Regions from separate parts of the Homo sapiens genome. Here regions 1 and 3 are each linked to region 2. Evidence: chromatin loops called from intact Hi-C (ENCODE). Cell type or tissue: Calu3. All regions are shown on one strand. Links, peaks and the distances in the headings refer to the core of each region. The heading gives the core; the rest is flanking DNA.

What was found. Hi-C counts contacts between places; a loop is a spot of excess contacts. Peaks named below come from ENCODE experiments on the same cell type or tissue, not always from the same donor. Only the 100,000 strongest peaks of a DNase experiment are listed, where the experiment ranks them.
Region 1: it touches region 2 in a loop (6-fold over the local background); 23 of 110 quality-filtered maps call a loop at or near these places.
Region 3: it touches region 2 in a loop (4-fold over the local background); 4 of 110 quality-filtered maps call a loop at or near these places.

What each region holds. Positions count from the first base shown.
Region 1 is chr2:164,056,131-164,064,624 of GRCh38, reverse strand. No RefSeq gene overlaps it. Among named protein-coding and RNA genes, the nearest start is that of FIGN, 320 kb to the right of the region's middle. RefSeq lists a silencer at 3,172-3,466. In Calu3, for the core only: no CTCF peak of the experiment used is centred there; a DNase peak (open chromatin) is centred at 3,284.
Region 2 is chr2:163,187,769-163,196,262 of GRCh38, reverse strand. No RefSeq gene overlaps it. Among named protein-coding and RNA genes, the nearest start is that of KCNH7, 350 kb to the right of the region's middle. In Calu3, for the core only: a CTCF peak has its summit at 4,685 (motif pointing left); a DNase peak (open chromatin) is centred at 4,672.
Region 3 is chr2:163,448,411-163,456,904 of GRCh38, reverse strand. It overlaps LOC107985829 (a long non-coding RNA gene), which reads left to right. Exons shown (of 2, transcript XR_001739222.2): 1 at 1-97. It overlaps LOC105373728 (a long non-coding RNA gene), which reads right to left and starts at 6,099. Exons shown (of 3, transcript XR_923548.3): 1 at 6,058-6,099; 2 at 3,564-3,639; 3 at 146-392. RefSeq lists a silencer at 8,430-8,494. In Calu3, for the core only: no CTCF peak of the experiment used is centred there; no DNase peak of the experiment used is centred there.

The DNA.
Region 1 (8,494 bases), core at 267-8,266, 870 kb before region 2:
AAGTATCATTGAACATCTCCTTTCCCTACTGTCAAAAGCCACAGTAGCTCTGAGGTTGGAAATAGGACTGGCTGGCTTTGCACGTGAGAATCATGGGTTCTGCTTTCCTACTTTCTCCCTTTTTATATTTTCCAAAATATTCCAATGTGCATTGTTCACTTTACCCTTCAAAAGTTTTGTTTTGGGATTCTCCACGCACATCCCCCACTACGACACATACACACTTCTTGTTCCCAGGAAGTAAAGCCGGTAGATGCTATTACCTGAAAACTGAACAGGTTTTTCTCCTTCCTGCTCTATTAGACTTTTACTATGAATCAGTTCCTCCTGGATTCTAGAGTTAGCCTTGTTGGTTTGCCCTAGTTTAAATTGTGGCTTTCCACATTTTCTCATGTCTCCTTGGGAATTTTAGTGAAAATTTGGAAGAGACAGTACTAAAAATTACTAGTCAATTCCCATCTTAAACTTGAAGTTTATTTTACCAATTCATTATTATTATAATAAAATATTTCAAAAGTGTAAAGTACAGGGAATAATAGGCACTCGTGTATTCACTATGATTTAATAACTGTAAGTGAATTATAAAATTTTACATGTTTGCTTCATGCCTTTCTTCCTAACAAAATAATACAAAGGGAATTGAAGACCACTGTGTACCCAAAAGTGATGTCATGACCCCCTTTAATTATCATCCCCACTTCCTGCCAAAGGTAAGAGCCACTGTGTCAAAATTGGTTTGTAGCTTTCACATCCACGTTTGTGTATGTTTACTACATATGTATGTATCCATAAATAATGTTACATTGTTCTATAATTTTAAATGTACATAAATGGCATATATCAGATACTTGCTTTTTCACTCACCATTATGTTTTCAAGACTTATCCATGTTCATGCATTTAGAATTGGTTAATTTATTTTAATTACTATATAGGCTTCCATCATGAACATGAATATGATACAATTCATGGATGCATTGTCCAACTGAGAACAAGGCCGCCATGTCATGCAATTTAGCAGATAAAGCAGAATAATCATTTCCTTTATAGTCTGTGATGTTCTTTGCTACTAAAAAAAGTTTTTGTTGCTTAAAACCACATTTTAAAATGTTACAAAACATGAATGACAACACAACCAACCTTTCTAGTAATTCACACCTCTCCGTGGAAGAATTTGTCCTTTGGCAATTGTGATAAGTATAAATGTGGGGCTGGGTGTGGCTCAGGCCTATAATCCTAACATTTTGGAAGGCCGAGGTGGGTGGATCACTTGACTCCAGGAGTTTGAGAGCTGCCTGGGCAACAGAGTGAAACACCGTCTCTACTCACAATACCAAATATTAGCCCCGTGTGGTGGCACATGCCTGTAGTCCTAGCTATTGAGGTGGCTGAGGCGGGAGAGATCACTTGAGTCTGGGAGGCTGAGGCTGCAGTGAGTCCTGATCCTGCCACTGCACTCCAGTCTGGGTGACAGAGTGAGAACTCGTCTCAAAAAAAAAAGAGGGGGGCATATATGTGGAGAGACCATAATGTTGCTGGCCATAGTTGGGGAGAAAAGTTAGGGGAAGGTAGGAAGCTTCTTAAATGTTCCACACAGCACAAGTGGACAGAAACAATACCTTCTTCATAATGAAGAAGCTGGTCCAGAAACTTTTAAAGCCTATAGCCCACATTCATTTAACGTTATAAAGACAATGAATTGACATGGTGGATTGTAAAACACGTGGCAATGTATCTTGTCAACGACTCACAGATACTTAAAGACCTTGAATTATGCATTAATGTGATATACCCTCATGGTTCTGCCATCACAGTGCATTTACTGCTGAGCCATAGATGGTGTGATATGTGATATCCATCCAACCATTTACAGACTTTCTGTATCGTCATTTCAATTTCTCTACCTATCCAGTTTAAAGACTTTTAAACTCCATTTTAAAAGTAAACACAATTATAAATTTAAAATGTTATAGTGCTATCCAATGTCTAAAGAAGGCAAAGATTGTTGACTCAAGGTCACTAACATCCATTTACCAGAGATCAAGTGTAGAATGTTGCATATTGAAGTATCATTTAATAGAAAGTAAGGACTGGCAGCATTAATGCCATTATCAGTGACCTTTCTTCTCAGGGATTATAATATTTCAATATACCTGTTCACTAGGGTCAACCTTATACATAGGTAAAGTAAACATTTACCTTTGGCACATATTTCAAGGAACATGGGGCAAAGACAGCTTTGCAGAAATCGCTTTCTCACCAACCTATCACAGAGTTTGAAATTCCCATCATTTGGAACTAATTATTTCGATCTGAGGCATTTTATCTAGAAAAGTCCATAATATGAAATAAATACAGCAAGGTAAAATAAAACATTAAGCCTTTTACCATTCATTAAGACCTTAATTATAATTTGTTCATAGGCATTGCTAACCAGTGACCTACCAATATCTTGAAAAAAATGGGCTAGTCCACTGCAATGTTATGATGAATGAAGAGAGGAAATGTCTATACTGTGAGAAGCTGTGCAGTGGGATTTCGAAACAAAGAATGAAATTAGGGAATCCGAGGGGGTACCAAAAAGTGAACGCTTTGGAGGTTGAAGAGAGAGAACACTGAACATTGAGAAAAGGGCATTGAAGAACAACTTTGTGCATGTGTGTGTGTGCTAGGGACGTGTACATGAAAAATACCTATTTTAGAATTTTGCCTGAGGCCAAGCCTGTGAACAACTAAATTTTGTCCTTCCTTACACACATATTATTTTTTCTTCACTCTACTTAAAAACTAAAGAAAATATTTTCTTAACACTTCAAGACATATTACATGCATTCATTCTCTTAGCCTTCTACCCAAAAAAGTACTTTTTTTCTTTATTGACTTTTTATTTCTCTTTTTTATTAGTTTATACTTTGTGGAAACTGAAGGAAGTATTTATAGAAGTTTTAAATGTTGACACTACAGAATCTCTTTGCTTGGTGGAATTTTGTTGGCACAAATTATGCTTCAAGCGACCACCAAGCATTTTTATATTTGACTAGGAACTAATTCAAAGTATGCTTCATAAACAAGGTAGTCATCTATTTGTTTGCTTACAGTCACACTTGGAGCTTGGCTTGAACTAGCCATTTTTATGTAAGAGAGTAGACATCTTAATAATTCTGATAAGCAAGACCTCTTTCTATATGCCTTTGAGACTTAAGCCTAAAGGATTTAAGACCAGCTTCCCCCTAAGAAAAACACCACCACCTCAGTAGCTGATGTTGGCTGAATGCTTACCAAATTCCAGCCACTGGGAGGCAGTATTGTGTAGTAGTTAAAATTGAGTTTTGCCATCAGCTAGACGAGGGTTCAAGTCTGACTCTAACATGACTGCTAGTTAACCTCTCTAAGCTTCATTTTCCTTATCTTGCAAAGTGGTATAAGACCTGTTACTCTTTCATACTGTCCTGAAGATTAAATGAGATAATATATCAAGTGCTTAGCATATGCCTGGTGCTCATAAAACCCAATAAATCTAATTTCTTGGTGAAAGTATGTGATATATGGATCTAGTCCAACCTACTGATCCTTTTTTCTCCTCCTCATACACTCAGCTAACTTTCAAACTCCTCTTAGAAACGAGTGCCATGGACCTAGAAGCAGAAAAAGTTAATTTTCACAAGCAGAATCTTTGGAATTAAGCCGAGGTACAAATCAGCAATGCTTTTCCCGAGCCTCTAGTTTCTCCTTTCATCTAATTACATACAGTCTCAGCAGCAGGGAAAAAGATGTCTTTTCACCTAATACCAGAGACAGAGACTGAAACCGGATGAGTAAAAATTTTAAGGAAAGCAAATCAAAGCCTAGTCACTTGGGGTTCCTGTATCTGCCAACCACACACCAGTGCAAAATCAGAAACCTCTAGATCCCTTAGTCTTTTCTCCTGTGTCCCCAAACCAACAACCATTACCTAGGGACCCACTGACATTCTTATCCTAGGACTTTTCAATAGCTCCAGGATTTCTTTTTCATAATTTCCTCTGTTACCTCATACTGCAATGTTGTCTTCAATAACAATTGCATTTGCCACAGAATACTATGTGCCTTGTTCCTACTGGTAAGCAGATGATGCTGTTAGGTAGAATGAAGTTCCAGAGTCCAATGTATTACTTTTAAAACATTTTATACTGCCAGAGTAGTCCCTGGTCTTTATATCCATATCCTTAAATTTATCTTCTACTAAACTTAATTATTCAAAGTAACAGATATATTTCACTAAAGAGTCTTTGGTAAATATTAAGTCTACAGAGCTACAAAGAAAATTCTATTCTTGATACTGTATTAACATGCAGAGACCTCATAGTAGTTTATAGTTCTTAAGACAGAGAATAGTTTCAATGAAAGCCTTGTTCGAGTCATGCAGAACTTCTGCTGTGGAATCAACAATTGACCCTGTATCCAGCTTATTCACTGATCTCAATTTCACCACTTACATCTAAGCTTTAAGTATTTTGAGGATTCTGGTCACAAATTGTTTTCCAATTCTTACCAATCATTGACTTCAAAAGTGAAGTAACCTACCGATTCTTGGGGATCTAGACCAGTTTCACTCTATATTTTTACTTCCTAAGAAGAGGGATTAGTGGCCGTTCAAAATGTATGTTTATGTGTAAAGTTCTTTCTCATCCTTTACAGTTTTGACACCTTTTCAGTTTAACATATTATAAGCCTATATATTCATTAAAATATCATTGATCATTAGTTTTTTCCCAATGTCAATCCTATGATAGATTCTCTTGAAATGTAAGTAAATGTATTGCATTTTCTACAATCATTTTACTTGCAGATGAAGGGTTTCTATATTTGTCCTTAAGTTTTCTGAGCAGACATTCAGAAGCAGAACTCTAGCCTGTTAAAAGGCACAGCTGTACCCTGCAGGTAGAATGAAAAGGTCCTCGATGAGGTCTTGGATGTGTGTCCTTACATGCTTCATACTGCAACCTAATGTGCAGTTGCAGACCACCCCACCTGAGATAATAAATGAGAAATATTCAGGGCTGTTGAGCACTGTGCAAATTTTCACAGAGGATCAGCACAAACTTAGCACAGGTGTTCACATAATTGTGATTCATTGGAAAAATTCTCAGTGCTCAATAACCCTCACACTCTTTTCCCTCCTAGGTGGTGGTTGAGTGTGAGTATATTGTGGGGAAATGTGCCATGATGTTGGGCTCCACTGGTGCTTGGCTTAAGGGTGTTGGGCTGATAAAAAAGAATGGCTAAATGTGCTCAATTCTCTTGGTCCATTTGCTTAAGTTTCAGAAACGGAAGGATGATATGTATTCAACTGTTCAATAGATAGAAACCAACTCCAACATTAACAAAAAAATCTCTTTGGAGATTGGATAAGATTAAGACTTTTTCTGTGTTTAATTTTAAAATCATTAAATCTCAAAAACAGTGTAAAGATCCCACTCCTCATTTTTCTTGCATTGTAGCTGCCATCTTCTGGGGAAGTATGCCACCTAATTACCAGTTCTGTTCATGTCTTAAGATTGGTCATCATTTGGAATAGGAACCAAAGGTAATCATTCTGAACTAGTAAGACAGCTCACTCTAAAATCAGCCATTGGTATCAGCCTTAGCTTTTCTATTTGCAAAGTAAAACACAATTCTATAATCTAAATCTCTTCATAATTATACAAATTTGCATAACTTCTAATGTAACAAATTAAATGATGGATTTTAAAAAACTGATTCTGCAGTTAATGAATATTGATTAGGCTCCTATATTGTGGTGAAGCACCTTGAATTTGAGGGTAAAGCAAAAGGAAAACCAGCTGCCTATAATCTGCACATGACTGGTCTTTATGATTTTTTTGAAAGCACTGAATTAAAAGGATTTCAAATGTTTGTGCCTCTCTCTATTTGAAATTTCTTCAAACTGCATTTACAATAATCAATTCAGGTATTTATTCTGCTGATTTCCATGTCTCTGTGTTAATAAAAAGTGTCTGTCTTCATAATGTATTAAAAATTTTCCCTTAAGGGAGTGATCAAACAGATCATATTTTGATATTTTCTTTAAACTTCTGCTAATTTCTTTCAATCACTTGACATATGTCTATGATTAGTTGAACAGATTTATAGAAATTTTTCTGATTCCTCCCCAAGAAAAGAGCAAAAAAAATTACATGTCTATGAATTTCTAATATTTCTGTGCAATTCTTTCAAGTGCTTAACTAAGGATGCAGACCTAAAAATAGTTGGAAAATGTCTCTATAGTTTTGATGTTCCTTCAAACCAAGAACCTACCTGGTACCATTGCAGTGGAGGGTCTGGGTCTCTTGTTTCCACAACACCTCGGGCTTTCTGAAAAATGGATATTTTCCCTCATTTTCAAATAGAGAAACAAAGCATTAGTACTGCCTGAAATCTGAAATTCTTCATCAGCCACCTACTGCCAGCTCATGATCCTAAGTGAGACACTCCAGGCAAAAAGATGTGCTATTAGTAGCAGACACATTAGCCCTACATCCATATATTGTCCCTTACCCTCATGACCTACTGTGTACCAGGATGTCACTAAGATCTCATCTGCCAATAATGGAAACAAGCTTTTATGAGCTTAGTGTCTCCCTTTCCATGGACCCTTGTCTGGTCCTACTAAGTCCTACTAGGTCTGTCTAGGTGAGGAAAGCCCTTCCAAGTGAGAGAAAACACCAAATCTCAGATATAACAACAGTTTCATGAAATACCAAAAGAAAGAAGAAGCAATCCAAAGAGGAAAATATCCCAGAAAACGTCACTTACCAAGAGAATCAAATGTTTAAATTGTATTTCTAGAAAATTCTGCTGTTTGTTCTTGATCCTTATCCATATTTGGTTTTAGAGAATGAAGGTGGCAGAACAAGGGCAGGGGGATGACCCTTAGCAGAAGTGTATCTGTAAATGTGCTGCTCTAGCTCCTTGAGGTGTGAATGTCTACTATATGAAAAGCCATTTTCCAATCTACTGATAAGACAGACAGAAGATATTGGTCCAAAGTTAGTAAACAATGTTTAAGGTCTTAGATGAAAATATTAATTCTTATTAATAGACGTACAGTGAAAATCCTCAGTATAGAAATTATGGATACATTTGGTTGCAAAGAGTTGTATAAGCATTTCATTGTCCATAAATGTCTATTAAATTATGTTCTCCAAAATCTACATTTGTCATAATGAAATTATATGCGCTGTGCTGTGCCTAAATAACAAACGTCTGAGGCCAAATCAAACAATTAGCACATTCATAAAGTCAAGACATTTTGTTGTCAAAAATAACCATTTTTTTATTGTAAGAAATCCACTTTTACTAAATATCTAAGCTCATAAAATATTGGTGAGCCACAGACCACCACTAAGAACTGTGACACTAATTCTATTTTTTAAAAAACAAAACTCTTTAATCATTTGATTATTTATTTATTTATTTATTTATTGAGATGGAGTCTTGTGTTGTTGCCCAGGGTAGAGTGCAGTGGCGTGATCTCCACTCACTGCAACCTCTGCCTCCCAGGTTCAAGTGATTCTCCTGCCTCAGCCTCCCTAGTAGCTGGGATTACAAGCATCTGCCACCACAGCTGGCTAATTTATTGTATTTTTAATAGAGACAGGGTTTCACTATGTTGGCCAGGCTGGTCTTGAACTCCTGACCTCGTGATCTGTCCACCTCGACCTCCCAAAGTGCTGGGATTATAGGTGTGAGGCACTGCGCCTGGCCAATCATTTGATTTTATTATTGGCATCCTAAAAACATAAATTTTTATATTTGTGTTCAGTAATATAAGCAGACTTCTATTAATTCATTCAGTTTTGATTCCAAACTGCAGGCATTAGTTGGTATGTTATCTTTAGTAGTGACAGATCTACTATTCCATCCTTAAAGCTATGTTCAAGATGTTTTTCTGGCCTGAAAACAAACTACATATAGATTTTTTTTAATTCAGTGATATTTCTTCTCTCTCCCTTTCTTTCTCTCTCTTTCATTCAACACTATCACGAATACTAACTTAATGTGGTGATTCTGGTATTCTAATGCTATTTTTAAATTCAGTATTTGACACCTCATGTTCTTAAAATTTGTCTTCAAAACATTTTAGCCTTATTCGGACATTTTTCTCTGCTTCTGACTTTACGTAACTATATGTTTTCATTTACAATACTTATAGTAGAATGCAGTGAGTTTTGCATTAGCCACTAAAATAATACTTAAGTCACCTTTATAAGAAGTAAAAGAAAAAAATAGATGGATTCTTTCTTTTCTGGAAAAAAAAAAAAAAAGCACTGTAGTGCTTGCTTGGACATTGTCAAGACCAGTGAACCAGTGAAGAATGTTAGAAATATCATGTTTTTTAAATCTGTGGGGAGGATGCCTGAAGAGTTTGTACCATTATTTCTTGTCCTACTCTCCTTATGAGTGTATTAATAACAAAATAACCACTCTTGGGTCTGTGATGCTTTGAGTAAATC
Region 2 (8,494 bases), core at 351-8,350:
TTTCTCCAAAATATATATATATATGATCAACAGGTATATGGAAAGGTGCTCAATATCACTAATCATCAGAGAAACGCAAATGAAAACCGCTATGAAATATCTTTGGCTATTATCAAAAAGACAAGTAAGGCTGTACACGATAGCTCACGCTTGTGGTCCAAACAACTCAAGAGATTGAGGCAAGAGGATCTCTTGAGCAAAGGAATTCAGGCTGAAATGAGATATGATAAAGCCACTGTACTCCAGCCCGGGTGAAAGAGTGAGACCTCCAACTTAAAAAATATAGAAAAAGACAAAAGGAAACAAATGTTGGCAAGTGTGTGGAGATAAGGGAACCCAAGCACACCGTTGTGGGAATGCGTATTGGTATAGCTAGTCTGGAGTTTCCTAAAGAAATTAGAAGTAGAACTACCATACAATCCATCAAGTTGTCTTTGGGTATATGCCCAACGGATATAAAATCATCACCTCATAAAGACATCTGCACTCCCATGTTCAGTGCAACATTATTCACAACAGCCATGTGTCCATTGATGTAGGAATGGATAAAGAAAATGTGGTGTATACATATACAATGGAATATTATGCAACCTTAAAAAAAGGGAGATCCTGCTGTCTGTCACAAACACAGATGGGCCTGGAAGACATTATGGTAAGTGAAATAAGCAAGACACAAAAAGAAAAATGTTGCATGATCTTACTTACATGTGGAAAATATATATATATATATATATATATATATATTTTTTTTTTTTTTTTTTTTTTTTCTTTTTTTGAGACAGAGTCTTGCTCTGTCACCCAGGCTGGAGTGCAGTGGCACGATCACGGCTCACTGCAAGCTCCACCTCCCGGGTTCATGCCATTCTCCTGCCTCAGCCTCCCGAGTAGCTGGGACTACAGGCGCCCGCCACCACGCCCGGCTAATTTTTTGTATTTTTAGTAGAGACGGGGTTTCACCATGTTAGCCAGGATGGTCTCGATCTCCTGACCTCATGATCCGCCTGCCTCGGCCTCCCAAAGTGCTGGGATTACAGGCTTGAGCCACCGCGCCTGGCTTAGAAAATGTATATTTTTTTAAAGACCATTTACATGGAGAGAATGAAACAGTGGTTACCATGGAGTGGGAGGAGAAGAAATGGGAAAATGTTGGGTAAAATGTTGGGTAAAGAATAACAAAAGGAAGGTATGTACAATGAACAAGTTTGCAAATCTAATGTGCAACACAAGGTCTAAAGTATTGTATTAGGGATTTTTGTTAAATAAGTAGATTTTAGCTGCTCTTAATACAAAAAAGATAACTATGTGAGATGACAGATATGTTTGCTTCACTATAATAACCATTTTACTATTTATATGTATCCCATAACATCACATTTGTAAAACCCAAATAGACAAACTAAGATTTCCTAACAAGAAAAGAACCATAAGCTAACAAATAGGTGTTTTTTCAAGCTTCCAAGTTTGTGATAATTTATAATATAGCAATAGATAATTAGTATGAACACTATAAAATAAAAGTCTTATTATTACATTATTTAAGTAAAATAAAGTTTAACATTTTTCCAAAAAATTTAAAAATAGCCTTAAAATGAATTTAAGCAGAATTTTAAAATATTCTAAGTTAATGATTATTTAAGTTAAACAGACTCAGAATTATGCATTCATTCAATTTAAAAATATTTAAATTAATATTTACTAAATTGTTAAATAGTTCATAACATGCCAGGTTGATGTGCCTTTTTCAATTAAGCTACATGTTAGAATTTAATGTGAGAAACTAACTACTTTAAGTTGACAAACAGAAAAAGATAAAATACCCCAAACAGCAAACTGAATATAAAGCTACATTAGGAAAATGGCCAGGTGACTAAAAAAGGTAAAAGTTTTAGAAATTAATACATGAAAAGAGAGCAAGATCTAAAATACACGAAGCAATAATACAGTGCATATAAAAGTAAGGAAGATCATTCTTTAACAGTCTCCACAGTTAGACATCTTCTCTACTACACAGAATTAAGAAAAAAAAAGAAACAGAAAAACACATGTACAAATAAAAGATTATTGCATTGTCTGTTTCTTCGTTTTGCGTTTTGTTGTTGTCGTTTGTTTGTTTTAAAACACACTTTTGCAGCACTCAGTATGAACCAGGCATTAGCCAATAGCTAGATGTTTTGCAAAATCAGCTTATATGACCTTTAAAATCACTCTATCAAAGAAACATTAATATTACTCCTGAGGCTCACAGCAAGTAACAATTTGCTCAAGATCACATAGCAGTAAATAGTAGAGGTGGGATTCAAACCCAGGCTGGCTGATTCCAGAGTAAGTGCATGGAATCACTATTATATTAGTAGCTCAACTTCTTTGTTTACATATATAGCCCCACCTATTTTCATATTTTCAGGTTGCTGCAAATAAATAGCATATCTGCTATATATACTATCTATCTATGTGACATCTATCTAATATTCAACTGAACTTCAATTTCAGCCAACATGAACTGCATGCAGTTCCTTTTGGAATGTAGTTTTTCCCAAAAATTTTCCCTAAGAAGAGAGAAACACATCTTATAATTGAGTTCTCGCAAAGTCTGTTTGGAGAAGGCGAACAAGCCAGAAATAATTGTCACCAATGTTAGTTTCGAATTATTAGAAGTTACCTATAATCTATATAATTTTTTTAAATGAGTCAAATACAGGTTAACTCTTTATACCTGAACTAAAACCTGCTGGTTATGTTATTAATAGATTATAGATCACTTTATAAAGCAAGATAGTGACTGATTACATTGTGGAGATCATAGATTATTAAGATACATTACTGAAAAAACAAACAGGCAAAAATAACATCTACTACAACAACAAAATCTGAAACTCTCCTAGTGTTATGAAAATGGGTACTTGTAACTTGGGACAAAAGTTCCAGTGACAGTATCATATATTGATTCAAAAACTGTCGTATAATATATCAAAAAGTCAAGGTAAATCTTCCTGGGAAATCTTTCTACATGACAAAGATATGACTCAATTGATAAAAAAGAAACCGGTCTCAATGATGCCTGCTAAGTATTTAAATAAAATTATTTCATGGAATATGAGAGTGGAAAATGTTCCTATCTTAAAATATAATTTTCTGTAATTCAATAATTAAATTTTTGAAAGAAACACTGTACATGGACATCTGACTTTTGAATCTATAATATTAAAAGGTTACATCCAAAACTTTTCAGGTGTATATGTGCTAATTATGCAGTTTTTTATATAAATTTGAGTGTGTATTATCTTAAATATTCTGCATTTACTAGTTGAACTATTATCTGTAGTTGCTGTCCTCATCGTTTGAACAGCAGAAATGAAATCAGGAGGCTCATTCCACTAGATCTGTATCTAATTCTGCATTTTGTTGAGTACTGTTAAATGACAATATTGACTCTTATGCTCTGCCTTTAAACATATTTACCTTTAAAACTTGCATAATATATGTGTACTTTTATTTGTGTCAGTTTATAAGTATTTCATTATTTTAACAAATTTTTGCATATATATCATATACGTTTACGTTTGTGTGTGTGTGGCATGTGTGTCAGTATTAATAGTCTTATGCTATTGGAAAATTGGGCTTATGCATTTATTCCCTGAACTTGTGTCAAGTGCTAAATATATGTATTACACCACATGCTTGATATGATTGGAAAACACAAAATATTCCTGAGAGAAGAAGAAGAGGCTGCATTAATTGGAGATCATGCCTTGTAAGTAATAGTCTATCATTAAATATTTTCTGATTATTTCATCATGTAAGTGTAGTTTTTATACATGTGCCACAAAATGTAGGCTCATATGCTGGTGGAATATGGGTTTAGTCTTATTCAAAAAGCTGGGCCTTGTGGAGAAATTTAAAGAAGCTGATTGACACCAGTGAACAATGGCCTGGGTTGGGGGAATGACATAGTAAGTGTTAGGAAAAGGGCCTTATAACTGACAGGAATTCTCATAATATTTTTAAAGAACAGATAATGGGACTTGCCTGGGTAGACAAATGAGAAATAGTAGCTGCGTGTTGTATGTGTGCACATGAGTGCATGCACACCAGTGCCTTGAAATTAAGATAGGGTTGGAGTTAAGTATTGTAAGAATTTACATTTAAACTAATGCTTAAAAAGATGTCCACTGAAGATACCTGATTGAAAGAAAATACTTGATCAAAATAATGGCAACATGAAAATGGGCTATAAGTAAAAAGATTCTTATAATAGTGTGTATGAGAAACTAAAGCAGCAAGAAATCAGATCCTAGGCAAATCATGATAGGGAGATAGCTGTCAGTAGAGGAGAGGAGCCTTTTCATGATATGATGAAAGAAAACAGCAAGTTGTCCCTCTTGGAGAAAAGTGGTAACCATATATGTATTCAGTTGTCAATACAGTACAGTACCTAGGGGTTTTATTATAACTAATTATATAAAAATACCCATTGTGAGCTCAAAATTTGCATTTTTCTTTAAATTGAGAAAATAATTCCATTCCCCATCTCATTACTAGATTTGTAAAAAAAACAAAAACAAAAAACCTAAAGGCAAAATTAGGAAGGCTGAATTATATAAATCATCAGTCTTGGAGAAATAAGAGAGAAAATGCTTAAATACAAACTTCCTCCTAAGAGACTGGTCCACAGTGCCACCTTGTGTTGATGACCCAGTTCTTCTGTTTTGTGTTTTGCATTGATTTCAAAACCTAATATTTCTTCCTCATGCCAAATGACATGCAGAAGAAATATGGGTTATTTTGTCCTAATTTAAAATTAGTCAACTGAAGTACTGAAATATGAAGGAAAAAAGTATTTAAAATAATTCTTGTTTCCTAACTGTTTTGTTCACTTTGTTGCAAATTAATGCACTGTTTCCCTACTAGAATGTGGTTAATGTATTCATACCATGAAAAGAGGTATTGGGGAAGAGATGGATTCTGTACTGAATCTAAGGGTAAAGCCAAACAAAATATGATGTTTTGAAGTAATTGTAATCAAAGATAGTAATGACTATGGTGTGCACATTCTAATATAACACTGAAGTTAATTTGTATTGAGAAGTTTATATATTTTTATACCTATTTTTAAATGGGTAGAAATGATGGATGTTTTAATGAAAAAAATTGTGAATTCAATTTTTTGAGAATCATTGAAATAGAAACTGATCATATCTAAATTTCAAGTCCTTTTATTATCTCTAAGCCTTTATTATTTAAACTAACAGGTGATTACAGTTTCCACCAGTCAAATTGGATCACCTTCCATTAGTCCCTAGAAAGCTGGTAGATAAAATGCTTAGGAAAGAATATTTAGATAATAAAATACAAGCCCTATTTCTAAAGCTACTATCCAGACTTTACTTAAGCCCTACATGTCTTGGGATGCTTTGGATTGAATATTTTTTCTCTCTAGAAAATCATGGTATCCGTTTTTCCCTATCCTGTCTTATTTCGATGGCTGATTCATTTATGGGAAAATAAGCTAAAATTGGCTTTTTGTATTTTTCCTTTTCCTCCTGTTAAATAACCTTTATGTCCTTAAGTACAGCCTGACATTTAATTAGAAAATTAACATAGCATATGTAACCTATCTCGAGTGTAGTTTACCAATACACTAGGCCTGTCACTAAAATGAAAGCAAATCGCTCAGATTTTAACTTATTCAAATTAGTATAACTTTTTAATTCAAAACTTAGCTATACTAACAGACATCTGGAGTCTCTATTGTAATGAAACAAAAGATTTAGTGTATTTGGTTAATATGCCATATGTATATATAATTTTATATATTTATAATTATATGTAAATTTTAACAAAAGTTTTCCAAGTGTATGTATAATTTATATATATAACATATGTATAACTCTACTAAAAACTGTATTTCACATAGTTGTGTTATGTGCTGATAATGATATTGAGTTCTGTATACTCACTACTATGCATAATGAGATTCAAGTATTCAAAAGTAATTAACTACAAGCAAATTATCTACCTAATAAGGATAATTTTAGTTTCTATATAAATTTTACTATAGGCAGCCTTCTTCCCTTCTAGCACTCAGTCAAAATTTTTTTTATTTCCAGAATTTAAGTATATTAATTAAAATTTCATCCTCCTATGACCAATTCAACAGTATGCTTAATTATTGTCAGAGAATCTCGGTTTTTATAAAAGCACATTTCTTAAATCACAAACAAGAAATTTGTCACTAACAATTATTCAGGATGTCATGTCTTTCCTTTTCATCATAAATATTGTCATTCTTTTGCAGAATGCATATTTTTGGCTATTTGAGGTGCATTATTTTTAGGGGAAAAGCTGTTCAACAGATTAGAGAATCTGAGCTAGCCAGTGGAGAAGTTAACTACATAAGTCCACTACACCTAATTATAAAAGATGAAGGTTTTAAAATTTGCATAATTGCAACTGTTGGTAGGGGTCGCTAACATATTTGCATTATCTACTTATGTTCCATACCAACTCTTTTAAGCACCACTTTTTAAAAAGTCAGCTATGTCAGATGCTTGTAGGTGTCAGAACATCATAACCTACAACGCAGGCAATGCCTTTTTCTACATACACCCCTGGGTTCCAATGGCTTTCTAAAATCAATTTCTATGTTTTGATACTATTCCATCTTCCATCTTTTAAAAATAAAGTCTTTCTATCCATATCTGCATGTAGCAAGAGAAGTGCATAATGACTAAATCAAGTCCCAAGTATTCATTTATGCCTTTTACAAGTAATCATTCCATTAGCTGTAGTTCATAATAATTAACATTTACAAAGATTGCATTCACACAGTGAAAGTGCAGAGGTAGTCAAGAATAGGGGTTGGTATTCATCATAAGGGCCTTTATACTTTGGAGGCTAAAAGAATACCTAGATCTTAGGAAAATGGATATCAAATATCCTTTTGTAGCTACCTACTGTTTAAATGTCTAAATAATATCTGAAATAATTGAATTTAAAAATGGAAAGGTAGATTAATAAATCAGTTGTTGAAAATTTGCTAAGAAAAATAGTGATGACAATAGCTATCCTTAATTTGGTGGCTTCTATGTTCAACATCCAAGCATCTTCCACATATTATTTCTAATTCTCATTAAAGCCCAGCAAGGTAGATTTTTTTAATCCCTATTTTATAGGAGAAAAACCTAAAGCTCAGAGAAGTTCTGTAAGTTGCCCAAGAGGTTATAGAAATTAAACATGAATTTAAACAGACTTTTTATGACTCTATGGTCTGTGGTTTTTCCACCATTCCATACTGCTCTCTTCCCCTAAAATTACAACTATATTTTATGAATAACACCTTCATGTCAGAACCTTAATAATCTAGTTAATATGATAGATCATTGCTCTAACTTTTTTTTGCTAGTAAAGATTATTAGTTGTCCCCAGAATAGCATCAAATGCATTTCATTTATTTCCTCGCTTACTCAGCTAATATTGACTCCTGGCACTGTACAACATGCTACTATAACCACAGTGAGAGTATCAATTAAGAAGTGAGCAGAGGCCTAGAATATCATAATAAAACAGTAAACATTATTACACCAGTGGTAAAAAAAATAGGTGACTGTATAGGTGACTTTAGAACGTTCTTCATAAAAATGAGCAAACCAAAAAAAAAAAAAAATCAAATAGGAATTTAGAGGAAAATGCTGTGGTACAGAAAGTGTAAACCAGTGTTCTGAGGCCTGGCAAATTGCTAAAATGCATTACGACAACAAGCCAAAGCATCCTTCCCCTCTACATGACTGGGCCTGCTACTTTTATCATGTCCTGCAGTAGATTTACACGCGACATTAATGATGCAACATTGTGTATGAGTATTTGGAACACACTTTTTGGTATTAGGAGGTTTCTAAAAGAGAATATTTTAATTCTAGTTTGTAAAAGAAAATGTGTCGTTCTTGGCCTGCTCAATGTTGAGTCAGGTATAAAGACTTAGAGAAACAATTAAGAAAGGAAGTTGATTTTTAGTAAAGAAAGAAAGGAAAAGACATTTTATTTCCACAATGAGTCATGCTTTGTAGAGTAAGTGTCTGGGGAGTCAAATGGTCAATTTTTTTTTTTAACTATACAATACAAATGTAACCAGGAGTTAATTTACTCAGTCATAATGCTATATTCGTTAAAAAAAGCATTTGCTTACAAATGAAGTATGACAAGAAGATACGTTTCCTCTAATTAAAATTGCTTGTGGTATGTTGGCAATTTCCAATAATCAAGATTGCCACAGGAAGTAAGGTTGTTTCAGCTGGCTCCTGGTGAACGCATCCATTTACTTCACACTTACAGTAAATACAGAGATATTTTACTCACATTGCCCAGGTTTCCTTCAGTTTCTGTTCTCCTGAGGTAACTTCCAAGCCCCGCATTTTCTGTAACTTGATTCCCAAGCATTTTCCAGGAAAGAAAGGTATCAATGACCTGCTGGTTTTATTGTTAACTCCTTCATAATAGT
Region 3 (8,494 bases), core at 267-8,266, 260 kb before region 2:
TTCTAATGCATCTGCAACTGTGGGCCACTTGATGTACCTGAAGCCCTGTCACTGGGCAACATGAATGTGCAGAAAGCTCTTAAATTCAGCATTTGAGGTGGGTGGAACAAGCTACTCAACTTTTCCCCCTCCTCTTTGCTTCTCCTTTTCTCCTTTCTTTTCCCTGTTCCCTTTGTGAATTTATGATTCAGAAATTATTCACACTGACTTCAAGCTCTGTCATTTCTTTATAGGTGTTTTATGCCTGCTCTTGGATTTTCATCTTGTCATTGGGTCTAGAAGTGGTGGTATATCATTACATTAAAATACTTTCCTGTGCTGAATCTGTCAGCCTGGTTAAATCCTGTGTGGGGAGAGCCAAACTAAATTCTGAAATGATCCACTGGATCTTTCTGCAAACATTAATAAGAGAAAAATTATTAGTTCTCTAAGTTGAACAAATACTACATTAAAAATAAAGAGCTGCATGATATGACATTGAAACTTTTAATTATGACTTTGTTTATGTTGCTGAAATATTAGCTTTTGGAATGTTTCTGCGGGCAGTTGATGTAAATGGCAGTTACATACTGCTTGATGAATGCTTCTTATCTTTCTCGTCTTTTTTTTATGTTTGGGTACTCTACTTGTTCTATTCTCCATAATGAATACAAGTTGCTGCATGTGATTATAGTATATAGGTTAGGATTATTTATTCTTTCTTTTCTGAGTAATCTTCAGAACCATGTAATAGAAGGGCAATTATCTCATCCTAGACATATAGCCTTACAAAGAACCTTGAATACATACTTTCTATATTATTTTTCTGTTTCTCTTTCCTCTCCATTGCCCCACCATTTCTCTTTCCCCCATTCCTTCAAATTTGCATGTGCTTGTCTTGAGATAACTGACTTTTCTCAGTGAGAGCAAGATAATTATTAACCAACTGGGCCACTATCTACATTTGCCAGTTTGTCTCTAGTACTGAATGAAAAGGGATTCCTGTAGTAGCTTAGTAAAGTTTGCATTGTACAGATAGCTATTAGAATTGCCATATTAATATATGTAACTAACACCTTGCTATTTGAATACATTTCAGGAAATATTTATAGAAGTACAAAATATAAATCTAAATTCTGGGCAAAATTATACAAACAGTTCATCTCTAAACTCTATTACTTATATAATTGAAACCTGGACGTTTAAAATGACAGGTTCATTATTAAGTGCAATGTACTTTTTGTTCTGAAGAGACAAAAACCTTTGTGTCTTCCTAATCTTCATGGAAGCTCTACTAGTGGTTTGTAGGTAGCACTATGCCTGGTGAGACTATTACTACCTTTAGGGTGTCTATCTGGATGGAATAAGAAAAGTTTGATGAAAGAAGTGGAATGGAAATTTGGTTTTGTCTGTTTATTTAAAGTCACAAGAGGCTTATCTCTCTCTCTCTCTCTCTCTCTCTCTCTCTCTCCCTGTGTGTGTGTGTTTGTGATTAATTTTTGCAGCTTCATCTTTGTTGATCTTTTGCAGTCATTCCTGGGAGTTTATATGCTTAAAAATAATTTCTAGAAACTAGAGAGAATGGTTTCCTGAGTAAATGACCACTTATGACAAGATTGAATTTACTCTCTGTGTTTGAAAAGATGCTCTTGCTCACCTGGGAGCTTTACTTTTGGCAGGTTACTAGTAATCCTTTCTATGGAATGCTGTCATTCCATGACAATTAAAAAAGAGAGGGCTGCATTTCCAAGATTTCCCTTCTAGGATTTCATGAGATTTTGAGCCTCCAAGAGTAAAGCAATAAAATATCGCCTGGAGGTGGGCGGCCTCAGAAAGAAAAATACACACCAATATTCTCAGTTACCCCTACCCAAAACAGAATCTCTGAATGTAAATTAAAATGAAATTATCTGTGTTAATGCAGGGGTGCATCTTTTGAAAGTCATTTATGTTAAACTTAGGTGGCATTCTGTCAATTGGCAAGGGTATGTATATCAGATTTATTGTTTAAATTATGTTGCATCTAAGCTAATAATAGAATCTCAGCAGTTTACATTTCTTGCAAAAGTGATAATGAGAGAGAAAAGGCTCAGAGGTGTATTAGATGGCAAATGGTAGCCACTCTGATAGCAATCATTTTTAACAGATAAGCCACAAAGTAGATAATTTACACCTGGGTGATCTGTAGACTACTAGAAATGACTATAAGTATATTTGCTTTTAGTATTCTTGCTTACACATACATTGCTATCGGATTGATTCCTGAAAAGGAATGTCAACAGAGATAGGATGTTGAGGTAAAAACATGTTACAGGGTGCCAATGGACTCAGATCTGAACTCCAACTCTGATGTTTCTAGTTTCAGATTTTGAATAAGCCTTCAAAGTCTATGAGTAGTTTCTCTATCCATAATATGGAATGATATACCTATTTTTCTTATCTAACATATTTTGGATCCTGAAGTTAGGAAATATGGTTACAAATTTGCTAAGACACAATTTTGGGCCACAAATAGATCAGGGGGTGGGCAGGAAACAGACAAGTAAAGTAGCAATTTCACTCTGGCAGGAAGAGTTAGAAGAGAAGTTGGATTGAGGCCCTCTATCATCCGCCTTGTAATAATTCATATCTCTCTCTCTTACTGAACAATGAAATCCTTGAAGTCAGGAATCATGTATCATTTACTTTAAAATCAACAGAAACGTAGAGTTAGGCCATAACAGGCACAGAAAGCATTTTTGTAGAGTGATTCTTAAACCACTCAGGTTAGATAAATGTTGTAACCCAGGATAATGAAAGATAAACATAGAAACAAGTACTGTGTGCATGTTGTTGGGCCAACACCAACCTTACAAGTAGGCAAAGGAGGTGGTTCTGTGCTTGATTAGATGAGATCATATTTTCAACATACTTAGGACACTATTTGGAGTGGAGCTCACTAAACAGAACTATTATATATACAATGATATAAGAAGTGGGAGCCATCAAAACATCCACTCAACCAAAATAAACTGCGGTAAAGCCCTAACACTTGAGTGTGAATTAATTTTTGATATTAGCAAGCTTAATATCAGAACCCAGATGGTATATGAGATTTAGGAGGAAAACTTGATAAGAAAGGAAGAAGGAAAATTCTATAGCCTGGAGCCCTTTGGTGAGAACCGGACCCATCAGGGTGGATCCCGGCATAGCCATAGGCTTCCCTCTTCAGCCAGGGGGAACATGATGCCATTAACTTTCTGAGCCTAAACTTTGGGAAAGTTTTGCTGAAAATGGTGAGATGAGCCTGACTGCAGTCTTCACCTAGCCGTGGGAGAGTCCTGGGTGACTCTGTAAGTCTGCCAACAAGGTAGAGAGAGGGGATGGAGAAGCTTCATGTATTCAACTCCCTCATGCCACGATAAGAAGTGAGAAATAAGCTTAAGAATGCATCAAAGTGGGAGTAATGATAGGGGTAAAAATGGCATCTATATATTTCCTTCCCTGCTCCCAAGATACTAGAAGACATCAGTTAGTGAAATGAAGAGTTCCTAGGGGGCAGAAAGCAAATAATAAGAGCTCTATAAACCACTTTGATTACTCACTTTCCTTCCAACTCGGGTGCCATTCATGTAAGCATTCTTGTGAAGGATGAGCTATCAGCTAAGTCATACCAGGGAACTGCCAATACAAAAACATCAGTATGCACCTTCAGTATTGAATGGAAGTCAAATATTGGGCATGAAGATTGCTAAGCCAGTCTAAGGAACAAAACTCCAAAGGCCACCAATAGAGGGAAGTCCTGTACTTTTCATTAAGATTTAGCAATTTGTGATTTGTTTTCAGTATTAGAGAATAATCCTCTTTATTAATGTTTGCAGCAGATACATGAATGGTGCAAATTGCATGTTATAATTTGCCATGGAAATCTTATTGTCTCAATTAAGTATCCATTTAGTTAGCACATTCTTCAGCGAACTATTCTTCAAAGGCCTGGTGGTATTTCATGGTACGTCAGTCCATAATTTGCTTCTCCAGCTTAATTGCCAAGGGCATATATCCTGACTCCTAGCCTGAGGTTGGCCTTGGAAAGTATAAAGTTATGTTTGTTAAATGCAAGCCTCATGATCTCTGGACAGCGTTAGCAATAATCTTCCTGCCCATTGCACAAATTCCTCCCTGTAAATGCCAGTGATCATGGTGTAGACAAGCATGGAGTCCAATCCTGTGATTTTCCTTGAAAACTAAACTTCTTGTCAGCTTCTGAAGCCCCCTTCTTTCAATGTTAGCATTTTGTTAAAGTAAATGGAATTAGAAGTAGAGATAAATCAGCTTAATCACACATGAAGCACGATTTTTCATGAGTTACCGCACTCATTTTTATATGAAACAATGAAAACATGAACTTGTTAATTTGCAGCAAGGTTGAAAACTTCTAAAAATATTGAATTTCTGTTTTAAACACTTGTCTATGTTATGTAGAAATAAAACATTTTTGGATCATTCAGCTCTGAGTCTAGATTTGAATAATGAATATTCTCTAACATTGTTTATTCTAAAGAGAGAAATGCCTATTGTATATGTGTGTATGCACACATAAATAGACTTTTTATAGTTTTGGAATTCAAGTGGAAGTGTATGTAATTAATCTTTCAATATGGTATGTCAGCGTAGAAAAGGTATGGATTTCATATGAGTAAATTTATTTTTATTATGAGGAAATAATAAAAAGGATAAATTTTCCAATATTTATACAGTTTACCTCATATCTGATTCTCAAAAAAATAAATAAATAAATAAAGCCTGAGTGAAGGTAAGCATTCCCCTAAGTGGCACAGGTGGCAAGGAATCTTCTAAATTTTGAAATATTTTGAAACTCTCATTGGATTTGCTATTATTCTGACAAATGAATTCAGAAGACAGCCATGCTCATTTTAATTAATTACAACATAAACCTTTAAAGAAAACCTTTGCCTTTAATTTGTTTGCTAAACCAACACAATGTTTCAGCGCTGCACAAGTTGTGGACTGCAGAGGTTGCATAAGTTGTGGACTGCACAAAGATGACTGGTTGAAGGGCTTAGGGGAAGTCTACGTCTAGCCTGTTCACAACTGATCGTGCCTTTGCCCTTGGGGTGGCATCATCCACCTTTAATAATTCCCACAAAAGTGTTATGTGGATACTGTGTAATTTTAGTGTACTTTCATTTCTAGTTTTAAATTTCCCTTCTAACACTGTCTCACTGTCTCTAGGGTCCAGTTAGAGCAATATTTGAAAGAATCAACCAATAGAAGGAATCTAACAAATCTGGCTGGTGTTTCCTCCATTGTGTTGACTGCATTGACTTAAATCATGTATTTATCATAAGAAAACAACTTAAGTCCAGAAAAATTTAGCCAAGAATAATAAGTTTCATTTTATATTTCACACACTACCCCCAATAAAAGCTGAATGATCTCATTTGGAGGAAACTCTTATGCATGTCAAAAATCAGGGTTCATAACAATAAATTATGTTTGTATTACTCATATAACTTTATACTTAAAAAAAGAGTAGCTGGCCGGGCACAGTGGCTCACACCTGTAATCCCAGCACTTTGGGAGTCTGAGGCAGGTGGATCACGAGGTCAGGAGTTCAAGACCAGTCTGGCCAAGACGGTGAAATCCCGTCTCTACTAAAAATACAAAAATTAGCTGGGCATGGTGGCGGGAACCTGTAATCCCAGCTACTCAGGAGGCTGAGGCTGGAGAATAGCTTGAACCTGGGAGGTGGAGGTTTCAGTGAACCAAGATTGTGTCACTACACTCCAGCCTGGGCAACAGAGCAAGACTCTGGTTCTAAATAAATAAACACATAAATAAATAAATGTAGCTATAGTTTTTTAACCAAAATATATGCTATAAAATAATCTATTCACAATTTTTTTACATCCTTACTCAATTGCCATAAAATGTGTTTTATAAATAATAATATGAATTATTGTGTCCAGAATTGTTTCCTTCTGGTGGGTTCTTGGTCTCACTGACTTCAAGAATGAAGCCATGGACCCTCGTGGTGAGTGTTACAGTTCTTAAAGATGGTGTGTCCGGAGTTTGTACCTTCAGATGTTCAGATGTGTCCGGAGTTGGTCTGGGTTCGTGGTCTCACTGACTTCAGGAGTGAAACCGTAGGCCTTCACAGTGAGTGTTACAGCTCTTAAAGGTGGCGCGTCTGGAGTTGTTCGTTCCACCTGGGGGGTTCGTGGTCTCGCTGACTTCAGGAGTGAAGCTGCAGACCCTCATGGTGTTACAGCTCATAAAGGTAGTGAGGACCCAAAGAGTGAGCAGCAGCAAGATTTACTGTGAAGAGCAAAAGAACACAGCTTCCACAACGTGGAAGGGGACCCAAGCAGGTTGCCTGCTGGCTTGGGTGTGGCCAGCTTTTATTCCCTCATTTGGCCCCACCCACATCCTGCTGATTGGTCCATTTTACAGAGTGCTGATTGGTCTGTTTTACAGAGTGCTGATTGGTGCATTTACAAACCTTTAGCTAGACACAGAGTATTGATTGGTGTGTTTTTACAGAGTGCTGATTGGTGTGTTTACAAATCTTTAGCTAGACACAGAGTGCTGATTGGTGTGTTTACAATCCTTTAGCTAGACAGAAAAGTTCTCCAAGTCCCCACCTGACCCAGAAGCCCAGCCAGCTTCACCTCTCATTATGACTGAGTTGAAGTGTGAGATTTGATTGTTTCATTTATATTTATCTTAAAAGAGGTACCCGTTTTAATTACAACGATGAATAAAATATAGTATTCGCCCTGAGATAAATTAAGGATATAAATATACACTCTATTGGTATAGAGAGATATTAGATGTTATGGTGTGGAGTAGTCACCTTTAGTGAAGGAAAAACTTTAGGAAGGGAAAAACTTTAGGGAAGAGAAAAACAACAAGAAGTGATTCAGAAAACCAAGTGATATATTCAAACTATTAGGCCTGCTTCATACAGGAATGCTTGACTCTTCTCATTTTGCCAAAAACATGGGATATTTCTATTCCATGTCTTTTACAACACACTATTCACAACCGAATTTGGTGCTGGAAAAGAATGTCTGATTCCTTCATCTATTAGTTTTGATTTTTGATTCAGTTAGAGAGACTATTATGATTCTCAGGTTTCACAGTCGGTTATCTAGAAGACAATGTTTTTTGCTTGGTGTTTTCTTTCTTTGGTGAGTTGGCTAGGAGATTTCTACACGTCCAAGAATCCTCAAATGCTAGCAAGGCCAGCCCTTAGTGTTGATGAGAAGCAGGTGTAGCCTGCGTTTAGAGGCCCCCATCTCTGTGTCAAAATAACTTCCCTGTGTTTTGCAAATCTGATCACCTTCCCTTTATGCAAGCCATATTGCTGTTCTTATACTCCTCTCTTCTAAAGCTCAAGAAAGAAAAGTACAAACTGAAAAGTTATGGATGTCTTGTTTGAGACATTTATATGTTGAGGATCTAAAAGCCCTGCCTTAGCTTGTTGTAAAAATAGATATTGTTACTGAATAATTGCAAAAGAACATCATTGAATGCAGAAAGAGCTTCTTATTTTATAGTTGTAGAAATTGAGTCCCAGAAACCTTAAATTACTTCTGCAAGTTCATGATGAAAGGGTGGCAGAGATGAGTGAGAAGACTTGTGATATCCCTCAAACCACACCCCATGGGTCTCTTCTTTCTTGTTTAGAAATGCATGTGTTGATCATTTAGCCCTAGGCTTCATATCCTTTTATTTGTAGAACAAAGTGTCTAGTCACTGATGTAATATGTGAAATTTGCCAAGTCTTCTGTCTTTCATCTCTGAGAGGCAGTGTTAATATAATTATTAATAACAGTAGTAATAATACTTGGCATGGTAGAGACTATTTATCAAGCATTTACTATAAGCTAGGCACTATTAAAAGTGCTTTATATTACGGACTTAACTGATCCTCAAAATAATTTCATGACCTTGGTAAAAGAAAAAAGATCCTTATTTATAGATGAGGAAATGGAGGTTCAGGGACTTTTCTGAAGTCTCACAGCTGGCTGTGGCAAAGCCAATATAACTCAAAATCAGGAATCTGGCTTTAGAATCTGTGCTACAAACCGATATACTGCCTCTCATAGAGGATTTCTTTCTTTCTTTTCTTTCTTTCTTTCTTTCTTTCTTTCTTTCTTTCTTTCTTTCTTTTTCTTTCTTTCTTTCCTTCTTTTCTTTCTTCCTCCCCCTCCCCTCCCCTCCCCTTGCCTCCCCTCGCCTCCCCTCCCCTCCCCTCCCCTTCCCTTCCCTTCTTTCTTGAGACAGAATCTCACTCTGTTGCCCAGGCTGGAGTGCAGTGGCGTGATGTCAGCTCATTGCAACCTCTGCCCCCCCGGGTTCAAGCGATTCTCCCACCTCAACCTCCTGAATAGCTAGTATTACAGGCACATGCCACTACACTGGGCTAATTTTTTTATTTTTAGTGGAGACAGGGTTTCTCCATGTTGGCCAGGTTGGTCTCGAACTCCTGACCTCAGGTGATATGCCC